3 separate regions of the Mus musculus genome follow, and regions 2 and 3 are each linked to region 1. Evidence: chromatin contacts called from ENCODE POLR2A ChIA-PET data. All regions are on one chromosome and are shown on one strand. The core of a region is the stretch at or near the end of the contact, and the rest is flanking DNA. Distances in the headings are between cores, read along the strand shown. Region 1 holds the start of Rogdi (rogdi homolog). Region 2 holds the start of Nudt16l1 (nudix (nucleoside diphosphate linked moiety X)-type motif 16-like 1). Region 3 holds the start of Ppl (periplakin).

Region 1 (3,196 bases), core at 48-2,547:
TTTGGATTTGCATTCCAGCCCAAGGGAAGGGGCCGTAAGGGCCTTGGGAGCAGTGAAGTGTATGGGCGGCTCCTTCCTGTTTCCATTACGCCAGGCTCTTGAGCTGGGCTACCTGTTCAGCCTGCTCTACACAGGTCCCCTGCATGTCCCTCTTCCCCTTTTCCTTCCATGGAGATATTTCTGTCCCATCCTCTTTTGACCCAGCCCCAGCCTGATCAACACCAATAATAAGCATTTCCTAGATGAGCATTTCCTAGGCTGGGCTTTTGATGAGGAACCTTACTTCTGCCAGTGGTTCCAAGTTCTGGGTTTTTTGGGACTTGAAGCATTTCTCCTTGAAGAGGGGACCAGAGAGGCTTAGAATGTCACACGAGAGGAATCACCCGAGGAAGCCTTCCTCCTCATGAGTTTGGATTTTCAAAGCCACGATTTAACTTTTCCATCTGGGATAAGGATCTCAGGACATGGGCACGGGGCAGGGGATGCTTGTGGAGTTCAGTGCAATTGTCCATTCACTGGGATGCTGAACAGTTTCTGTCTGGACACAGCCTGTCTTGGTCCTGGGGGCTGGGGGTGGGGAAGATGCTGTAAGAAAACCGGTTAGTCAATGTTGTCTTAATATTGTTGACAATTCTGTAAAGTTCCTTTTTATGACTATTTCTGTTTAAGCTATTTCACCTTTCATTTTGAAACCCTTTCCTTTTATGGAGAAAATGTGACACTGTGGAAATGCTTGTAAGAAAGCCCCTACTCCCGCTTTTCCTTGAAATGACAGATCTAGGTGATTACGGTTGTGAATTTTTATTTTCACTTTGTTTTTAATGAACATTTGTCTTTCAGAATAGGATTGTGTGATAATGTTTAAATGGCAAAAAAACAAAACATGATTTTGTGCAATTAACAAAGCTACTGCAAGAAAAAAAAATAAAACATTTCTTGGTACCATAACTGTATCATTGTACCCAAATGCTAGGGGGACCTAGGTAGGAGCCAACTCACCTGATTCTTTCCCGGTGGAACCCTGGGCGGGCTCCATCTAGCCGGACAATACTGGAATAACTTGATGGACGGCCCCGCCGACCAATCAGTGGTGGCCAAAGCCCGGGTCCCTGCTGAAAAACAGGGATTGAGGCGGGCGGATAGAAGGCGAGGCGTGGCCTATCCGTCTAGCCACTCACCAGCCAGGACTAGAAGCTACAGCCAGTCGCTTGAGGCGTAGCCGGCTTGAGGGCGGAGCTTGTGCCCTATTTGCCAATCGGTCACGGGAGGAGGCGAAAAAGGGGCGGGCGTTGCGCGCCAAGCTCCTGACTACAGACCTCAGAGACGGTGCGCGGCTAGGAGGATGGCGACCGCGATGGCTGCGAGCGCCGCGGAGCGGGCAGTACTGGTGGGACGCGCTCGGCGGGCAGGGGGCGGCGGGCGGCCAGCCGACCGGCGGCGGGGATGGGATGGGTTTGACGCCGCGCTGTCCGCAGGAGGAGGAGTTTCGCTGGTTACTGCACGCTGAGGTGCACGCCGTGCTGAGACAGCTGCAGGACATCCTCAAGGTAACGCTCCCGCTGGTCCCGCCCGGCCTGCCATCCTTCCTATCCACCGGGTCCTGCCAATCGCACACAGCAGATGCTGAGCGTGACCCGTGCAGATACCCACTTCTGAGAGTACAGTTCAGACGCAGACATGCTGGCATGTAATTACACAAGCAGTGGGCACCAGGTCTTGAGTGTGAACTATCTTCGAAACTGACATTTATCTGTGAGCAAGCAGGGTAGTGGTGAAAGCTTGTGATTTCAGCACTCGGAAGAGTGAGGCTAGAGGTTCATGAGTTAGAAGCCAGCCTTAGGCTCCATTGTGAAACACTGTCTCAAACAAAACAGTCTCAAAACAACACTGATAATCCGAGCTCTGAAGTGATCTCAGCCAAGTTACCCGGATTTCTGAGCCTGTTCCCTTACCCTAACCAGGCTCACACGTCTGTTTGTGAAGATAAATAAACTATCTCACAGAATGCCTAGGACAGTAACCTAGCAAAGCCTGTTACTGTGACTACTGATTGTCTGATTCGGGGACTCTGCTCCCCACACATATCACAGCACTCCAGCTTTCTAGGCACTGTGCCTCTCTGTTCTGTGTTCCACCTGGCTGCTCATGATATACTCAGGACTGGAATGAACGGGTCTGAGCTCATAAAATCTTGGAGGTTTAGTAGGGCAGAGGCAGAGGGGCCAGGTCAGGCCTGCCCTCCTCGTCCCTTCCCCTGCTAACCTGGCAAAGTATCCAGGCCTTGGAATGGAACACTGGCCAGACTGAGGTGAGGTGTTGGGACTGCGCTGTCTTCCACAGGAGGCCTCTCTCCGCTTCACTCTCCCAGGCCCCAGCACCGAGGGCCCTGCCAAGCAGGAGAACTTCATCCTGGGCAGCTGTGGGTGAGCTGGGTTGGGCAGGAGCCTTTGGAAGGGGTGTACACCTGGGGGGAGGAAATGCCCAGGGTACGGTGGGGCAGCCTGCAAGGGGAGGGAGCAGTAGCAGGCGCTCCTCTGACTCGTGTGTGTTACAGCACAGACCAGGTGAAAGGGACTCTGACTCTGCAAGGGGATGCCCTCAGCCAAGCGGTGAGTCCCCCAACAGTCCAGCTGGTGACAAGGATGGTGATGGCTTAGCTCTGCCACCAGCTAGCTCTGTGACCCTGGCTCTGACCCTTGTTGTCTCTGACCTGTTTCCTTGTATGTCTGTAATGTCACAGGCAACCCTCACACTACCTCATGAGATAGGCTTTAGATCCCAGGAGGGGAAGGACAAGAACCTGATGGCATTACACTTAGTTCAGCCTGGCATCTGGACCCTGTGAAATACAAACTTTGGAAGCCTAGGCAGGCTGGCCCCGCATCAAAGTTGAATGAGCCACCACCCTCTGATCTAAGGCCTCAAAGGCCCTGGGGGACAGCCCGTCCCCACGGTTCAGACTACACCACTACCTCCTGTCCAGCTCTTCCCCTTTCTCAGCTTCTCTCGCCCCCCCCCCCACCACCACCACCACCACCACTTTGTGGTTCTTCCTGGGTCTGAGTTCCTATTTCTTGACATTCCTCTTTATCTCCCTCCTGGCTGGCTGAGGCGCCTAGGGCCTCAGCCATCCCCCCACTGCATTGCTGGCTCACAGGATGTGAACCTGAAGATGCCTCGGAACAACCAGTTGTTG
Region 2 (3,491 bases), core at 733-3,232, 74 kb after region 1:
GGCTGGCTGTGGTCTGGGGCCCAACCTCCACACACCTCAGAAAGATGTGGCCATGGCACTCAGAAGCAACATGAGCATCAGAGGAATGGCTTTATTATTGTCTTCTTCCTTCCTCAGCTTCACAGAGGCCCCCATGGGGAAAACAAAATCATGTGGGGCACAGCCATTCTGAAACCAAACCACAGTTCATACACCAAGAACAAAATCTAACAGAGAAATCCAACAAGCACCCAAATAAACATCTTGCCCCACGCTGGGTCAGGCTCTGGGCTAAGGGAAAGAAGGGTTGGTCTAACGTGGGTCATCTCTGTTGGGCAAAACCCATGACCAGTCCAGGATCTGTGTTCCAACCAAGTGGTTGCCTTCGAAGAATGGGCTCTAGCTGGGACTCCACTAGTCATGAACAGACTCGCACAGGACAGTTTGAGCCCTGGGATGGGTGAGAGCATCTTCAGCTTGAAAAGTTAGGCCCAGGCCCACCCCCACTGACCAACCTGAGAGTGTAGCTAGGTCCCAGGGACTGCTTGGGACAGTAATGATGAACAGCTGCCTGCATGTCCCTTGCAGTCAGAAGGGATGCAAAAGCAAACACACTAGAAGGCACGCGTCTCGGGAATTCCAGGGCCTGTGGGCAGAGACAGCCAAGGGAGGGCAGGGACCTGCACAAGAAGCACCTCAGGATGAGGGCGGGAGCAGCTTTTCTAGAGCCTTCTTCTGCTTCTCTGTTGCTGAGGCCAAGGCCTCGGCCAGCTTTTCCGAGGGCATCATGTTGAGTACCTTAAGGGCAAATAGAAGTTGATATTTGGCAGTGCTGACGAAGGCGTTGCTCAGAAAGTTAGGAAAGCCGCCTACTCGATCCTTCTGTGTGTACAGTGGGACCCGTACAAGGCCCAGGACCTGTGGGACAGAGGGCATGAGTGGGGCTGGGCTCTTCTTGTAGAGGCAGGACCCTGGCAGAGATGCCTGTCAGCCACCAGTTTGCCAAAGAAACAGGGGAGACCCAGGCAGGGTCTGGCCAGGCCAGGCTGGTGGCAGTAAAGTGCCTTCTCTCCAAGTTCCAAGGTCAATCCTATGCACTCCCCACCCTGTCTGGCAGCAACCCCCATGATCCCTGGTTTCACTCCATGCCCCTTAGACCACAGAATCTACAAATCCCCCAATTTCCTCTCAGGAGATAATCCCAAACACTGCATGCAACCCGGTCTTTTTGGTCTCAATTTCCCAAGCAGGCCCTGTTCATCCCTTCCAGTGACCCCAAGCCCCACTCCCAGGATTGACAATGGCAGACAAGGCAAATGAAAACAGCCCATGATCCAGATCCCAAGTCCCTTTTCCCACCCAGCATAGCCAGGGTGAGGACCCTGAGGGGTACTTGTTACCCAAGGTGCCTTCTGTGGTGCCAGAGCCAAACCTCAGGAGTGGGAATGGGGGCGGGCCCCAGGCAGTAGCCCCACCTCCAGACCGTGGTCCCGTGAGTGCACAGCGCTGATCTCCACAGCATGCAGTTGTTCCAATGTCAGCTGCCGTGCGTACAGATGTGCCACCACACGGTGTGGACCCTCAGTCAGGTGTGAACTCAGGTAATCAGCTTCGGTAAGGCGTAGGCCGCCCAGGCCCAGGCCCAGCACCCGATTCAAGCCATCCTCCAGCGACCAGAAGCGCCGGTCCACGAAACCCCCGGGAAAGCCTAGCAGCCCGTCGAAGCGCATCTGCATCTGCAAGGTAAGCTTGGTCAGGACGTGGGGTCCACTGGGCGTCCCAAGCCTGTATCCGCCCTGCTTGCCCGCCCAGCTCCTCACCAGCACTGAGAAACGCATGGGGATACGTCCGAAAAGCTGCCCGGGGTTGGCGGCGTATAGCATGGCGTGGCATGAATGACTCCAGCCGGGCCCCAAGCGCATTGCTTCCTCCCGACTGATCTGTTTCAGCTCCGGAACCGTCGTGGTCGACATCTTGATGTGCTCCAGGCCCACTGCCCAAACGAGCATGCGCGACCCCGCCCACAACACCAGACCCAATCCTCGTGCTTCCACGTGCATAAAGCCCGCCTCCACCAGTCCTGTGCTTCTGGGGTTGAACCCAGGAAAGACCCTGGCGGAGGCGGGGTGGGGTGGGGGTGGAGTTATGTAGTTCGCCACCCTCCAAGTTGCAGAGGAGACCCCACAACCACCAGAAAACTACAGCTACCAAGACGCACCGCACGGAGACCAGGTTGTCCTAAGCAGGTAGGTACACTGATTATCAAGACGTGTCAGTCTCCAGTCCCGAACATCCCTGAGAGGGCATCTGAAGTCTCAATATCCACCTCATCCATGAGGGGGCTGGTTTTCCCCTGAGCTTCACCCAGAGCTTGTGGCTCCACTGCCTATGAAATCATGCCTTAAAAAACTTAAATGTCTAAGTGACTCCAGCTCAAGTGACAGGGGACCTAAGCCTTACTTATGCTTTGCCCCTCTCTGGCACATTGATTAATGTTCAGTAAACATCACAGGAGTTGGGATGGGTATAAGAACTAGGACCACCTGCCCACCTAGAGGCTAAGATTCATCAATTGCCCAGTGGAGGTGAGCCAAATTCCAAGTCCAGTTTCAGACACAGCAAGCAACAAAATAGCAATAAACCATTGTCTATGTTTGGAGGGGGCACTCACTGCCCCTCTCACACAAGCAAATGAAGGCAGCAACAAAACCTGTCAGGAGTTCTGCCAGAAACCACTCTAGTGTCCTGTCACTACACCAAAAGCCAACAATGCTGCTGCCTACATAGTGCTGTGCCAGAACAAAGGCACACATAGAATATTGCTGCATGATTTTATTACTATAAATATACAGTAAAAATGAACCCAAACTAGCCAATCAGAGTACATCAGATGATAGTACATGTGAGTCTGAGACAGGTAAGTGTGTAGGCTGCACCCCATCTTTCAAAGTACTGGCACCAGTGCCACGGCCAGAGGCCAGGATGTTGGCAGGTGAGAAGTGGGGGAGTGAGCATGCACATGCTGACATGTGTGCACATATGTGCATTCAGCAAGAGAGAGAGATGGATGTGCAGAGCTGTGCTAGGAAGGAGCAGGGTTAGAGTCAGAGCTCGAGCAGCCCTGAGCCTAAAGGGGTCTCCATGCACTGCTACAGGCTGTCACCTGGGTGAGTGGCAGGGCAGTTCCTTAAGCTGAGGTCCCTCTACCAACCCACCAGGGAGCTGCACTGCCTGGGGCACCTCTGCTCTGGGGCCACTCATGGGCCACTTCTGCCTTGGAAACAAAGTATCACTAGGAGCCTGCTTCTAGGTGGGCTCTGACAGGAGCCTTAGACAATCAATCAGTAAGAAGCTTACAGGCCAGGTAACTGGCAACGGATCTGCTATGGAAGCTGCTCAGGCTCCTCCCTGGCAGGTGGTGGGCAGTGCTGCCCTGCAAGCACAAACCGCCACCTTGGCAGCGGGTGAGGATGTGAGTGAAGCAGGACCTGTGCGGGGGAACTGGACATTGA
Region 3 (3,418 bases), core at 687-3,186, 120 kb before region 1:
CAACACCACTTCACAGCCACCCTGGAGTTGCTGAGAGAAGGATCTGAGTGTTTGTGGTTTTAGAGCTGTCCCCAGCATCCAATGACATCCCTGTTGTCACTGAGCTCTGTCACAATGGGGCTGTGCTAGAGGCTCACTAGGAAGGATCTCATCCCTTGGTGATGACTCTGCCTTTTATATCCACTTCACAGATGGGAAAAACTGAGGCCAGAGAAGCAAAAGGACTCACTGTCCCCCACAGTTGAAAAGAGACCAAGTAAAGATCCGAACACCAGTCTATCCTGGCTACCCGCCCCACTTCCTCAGTGAAGAGTCTCATTCTTCCTCAGTGGGTCAAGGCTAACAGTTTCGCATGGATCCTTCCAGAAGCCTTCTATGTATACAAAGCATACTGTACAGGTATTCCTGCCCACCAACTCCCGGGCACTGAATATCTTTTCTTAACCTCCAAAGTTATTTACATTTATTTATTTATTTCCACTGCTCGGCCATTTACATTTTATAACATATATATATATATATATATATATATATGTGTGTGTGTGTGTGTGTGTGTGTGTGTGTGTGTGTGTGTGTGTGTGTGTGTGTGGTATGTGCATGTGTGTGTGTGGTGTGTGTGGTGTGTGCATGGTGTGTGCACATGAAAGTGGGCACCTGGGGAGCCCAGAGGAAGTCATTGAATCCCCTGGTGCTACATCTGCCTAACAGGTTCTGGGAACTAACAGGGCCCTCTCAAGAGCAGTGCGTTCTCTTAGCTACTGAGCCCCCCAGCCCTGAACACCAACCTCCTTATTCTAATCCTGTGGGACAGAGACTGGAGTCAGACAGCTGAGCTTGGATCCCCAGTCTCTTGACAGTGTGAGCAAGTCCCACAGTGACTGTCCCTTTCCATTCTCAAGATCTCATCTCCCCTACTTGAACTGTAAGCTCTTTGGCTGTCACCAGAGTCTCTGCAGCTCACCTCTCCCCATGAGCTCCCACCCACCCCCACCCCCACCCCAGGGTAGCACTGAGTTCTCTCAGCTGTCTCTCTTTCACTCTAGCTCTTACCCAGAGTGTTTTCCATTAGCCAACAAAACCAGGGCTGCGTCCCTTATGGCAGCTCATGAGTGTGAGATGTGGGTACAGATCTGAATGGGTAAAGCTCCACGTTTCCCACAGCCCCCAGCCCAGCCTCACTCCGGGACATGCGGGCAGGACTATGCAACATTGCTGTTTCTCAGCCAGAACTAGTTTCTATGATCCACCATTAAGTCTCTATCATACCAGGCCCGGGGTTATGAACGTTTCAAGGGATAGTTATGTCCTCCCCGGCTGTTTCCCTGCCTGTTGGAGTGCCACTGTGTGCCAAGCTCTTTGGTGAATTAGCTACAGGAATCTCCTATAGCCCTTCTGGATGTGGGTCGTCGTTAATCTTCTCTTGGCCAAGGAGGAAACTGAGGCAGTAAGTAAAACAACTCTCAGAGAAGTCCTAACTGACCATAGGTGGCCACAAGAATCCAATTCAGTAGCGTGCTATGGCTGTGGCCATCGCCAGTCCCGCTGAGTGTGATTTGTTGACATTGCAGGGAGCAGAGACCCCACTTCCACCTCGGGTCTCCCACACCTGTCTGAGGTTCCACCTGTGGCTCATCACAAGAGGAGTGTCATGGTGTTTTGGGATTGCCCAGGTAAACCCTTCAGCCAGAGGGCGCGCCAGGCTCTATGTGCACGATGGGCGCGGCCTAGCGCAGGTGGCCTAGTCGTCCAGGTTCTGGCGACAGGCTGCGCAGCCTCTGCAGTAACAGGCAACAGGGGCGGTGTCCGGCGGGGACCCAGGGAGCGCGTCCGAAGCCCCGCCTGCAAGGTAAGCGCCACCTTCCCGGGGTGCGGCAGGCAAGCAAGTGGCCGGCGATCGCCCCGCCCTGTTCCTGTAGTGACCCAGAGCCGCGGCCCTCCGCACACGGGGCTCTGCGCGCCGCTGCCGCTGCCGCCTCCGCCTCCGCCGCCTTCTTTCACCTGCGCCCGCCGCCCGCTTTCGGTGCGCGCCGGGTCCGTCGCCGCGTTCCAGGTCCCTCTGTCCCAAGCGCCACCATGCACTCGCTCTTCAGGAAGAGAAACAAAGGCAAATACAGCCCAACGGTGCAGACGCGGAGGTGAGGGGGCGTCCTGGGTTAGGATGAGGGAGACCTAGGGCTGAGCCAGGAGTGGGGATGCGTGGGCAGGCTGTGCGGAGGTTCCTCTATAACTGGAAAGTTCTGCCCTGCTGGGAAGGGGCACCAAGAGTGACAGGAGGGACTCTAGAGCCCCATGATGCGCTACTTTGGGGGCCTAGATGGTGGGGACTTGAGTAAGGAGTACAAGGTTGTCCTGAAGCTGGAATCTCGGTCATGAAACGTTGTGTTTCCACCCTGGGACTCGGAAAATAAGTTGTGTGTAGGGTGATCTCCTGCGGGAATTGTAGACCGTGCAGGTGCTGCTGCTGGCGTTGGGTTGTGAGATCTGGTGGCTCCGAGGGTGAGCCACCTGTCCCCGGCTGCACCTGCCTGCCAGCGCTGGAGCACTCGGAGGCCGGAGGCCGCGGTGGGTCCTGGGGCCCCGGGGGACATGCTAAGGCAATCTCAGGCTCTCTAGACTCCCGCTCGGCCCGGCTGGGTGGGGACAGACCAATTTTTCACTGCGTGATTTCTCAGGGGTGTGGCTCCTGGCGCTTCCCCACCCCCCTATCCCCGAAACTGGCCGCGTCTGCGATCTCTGAGTTCTCAGGGCCGCCTGAGAAGCGAATGACATGTCTTGATGTGTCTGGATGGAGAGACAGCCCACGTCGGTTTTGATAAGCCTAATGTATTCATTCGGTTAATAACCGGTTTGGGGGAGACTGGTAATGTTGCTGAGATTGAGGGAGGGGTGGAATTCGTTCCTCTGCCTTGGCATCCCTCTAGAGGAAGTGGGGGTGGTCCCTCCAAATAACTTTAGGCAGATGAGAAGTGGCAAGCACTCACCTGGCTCAGCACCTAGCTGGGCTCCTTCACTGGCCCATGAACAGTTCCTCCCCACTCCCCAGATTCCAGATGGAGGCAAGACAAGAGATTCTGGCCCCGGAGCTTTCCCACTGACTGTTGTTCTGCCTTTCAACCCAGACCCACCTACTGAGACGGGTGCCCTGGGCACTGCAGCCTGGAGTGTGGCCTGGGTATTCTTATGTTTTCTGAAAGTCTGCTTTCCTGTAGTCCCGCTGACAGGGCTGTTTGATGCTCAGCGTAGTTTCTTCCCTTGTTCTACGGTCCCCTCCCCTCTCGTTTCTTCTCCTCATCAACTCTGTCTTTCAGTCTTTCACAACCCCAGAGGCTGGGCAGGGCCCTTCGTACTGTTCCTCTGTGGCTGATCCAGCTGGCTGTCAGAGCCAGTTGGGGTCCTATCCAGTCCTTGGGCTGCTCTC

Evidence for each region. ChIA-PET counts read pairs that join two places held with the same protein, here RNA polymerase II (POLR2A).
Region 2: POLR2A ChIA-PET joins it to region 1 with 16 read pairs in Patski. The contact joins the promoter of Nudt16l1 here to the promoter of Rogdi in region 1. POLR2A ChIA-PET finds 5 or more read pairs at or near these places in 3 of 5 experiments (Patski and embryonic stem cell).
Region 3: POLR2A ChIA-PET joins it to region 1 with 27 read pairs in Patski. The contact joins the promoter of Ppl here to the promoter of Rogdi in region 1. POLR2A ChIA-PET finds 5 or more read pairs at or near these places in 2 of 5 experiments (Patski and embryonic stem cell).

What each region holds. Positions count from the first base shown.
Region 1 is chr16:5,011,654-5,014,849 of GRCm38, reverse strand. It overlaps Rogdi (rogdi homolog), which reads left to right and starts at 1,297. Exons shown (of 11, transcript NM_133185.2): 1 at 1,297-1,387; 2 at 1,476-1,547; 3 at 2,341-2,423; 4 at 2,555-2,609; 5 at 3,158-3,196. The coding sequence starts at 1,343. It overlaps Glyr1 (glyoxylate reductase 1 homolog (Arabidopsis)), which reads left to right. Exons shown (of 16, transcript NM_001079814.1): 16 at 1-948.
Region 2 is chr16:4,937,602-4,941,092 of GRCm38, reverse strand. It overlaps Nudt16l1 (nudix (nucleoside diphosphate linked moiety X)-type motif 16-like 1), which reads right to left and starts at 1,982. Exons shown (of 3, transcript NM_025839.4): 1 at 1,800-1,982; 2 at 1,455-1,715; 3 at 65-897. The coding sequence starts at 1,952. The coding sequence ends at 676. It overlaps Mgrn1 (mahogunin, ring finger 1), which reads right to left. Exons shown (of 17, transcript NM_029657.4): 17 at 2,797-3,491. It overlaps Gm16861 (predicted gene, 16861), which reads left to right and starts at 1,508. Exons shown (of 3, transcript NR_037666.1): 1 at 1,508-1,722; 2 at 1,929-2,225.
Region 3 is chr16:5,130,999-5,134,416 of GRCm38, reverse strand. It overlaps Ppl (periplakin), which reads left to right and starts at 1,936. Exons shown (of 22, transcript NM_008909.2): 1 at 1,936-2,135. The coding sequence starts at 2,074.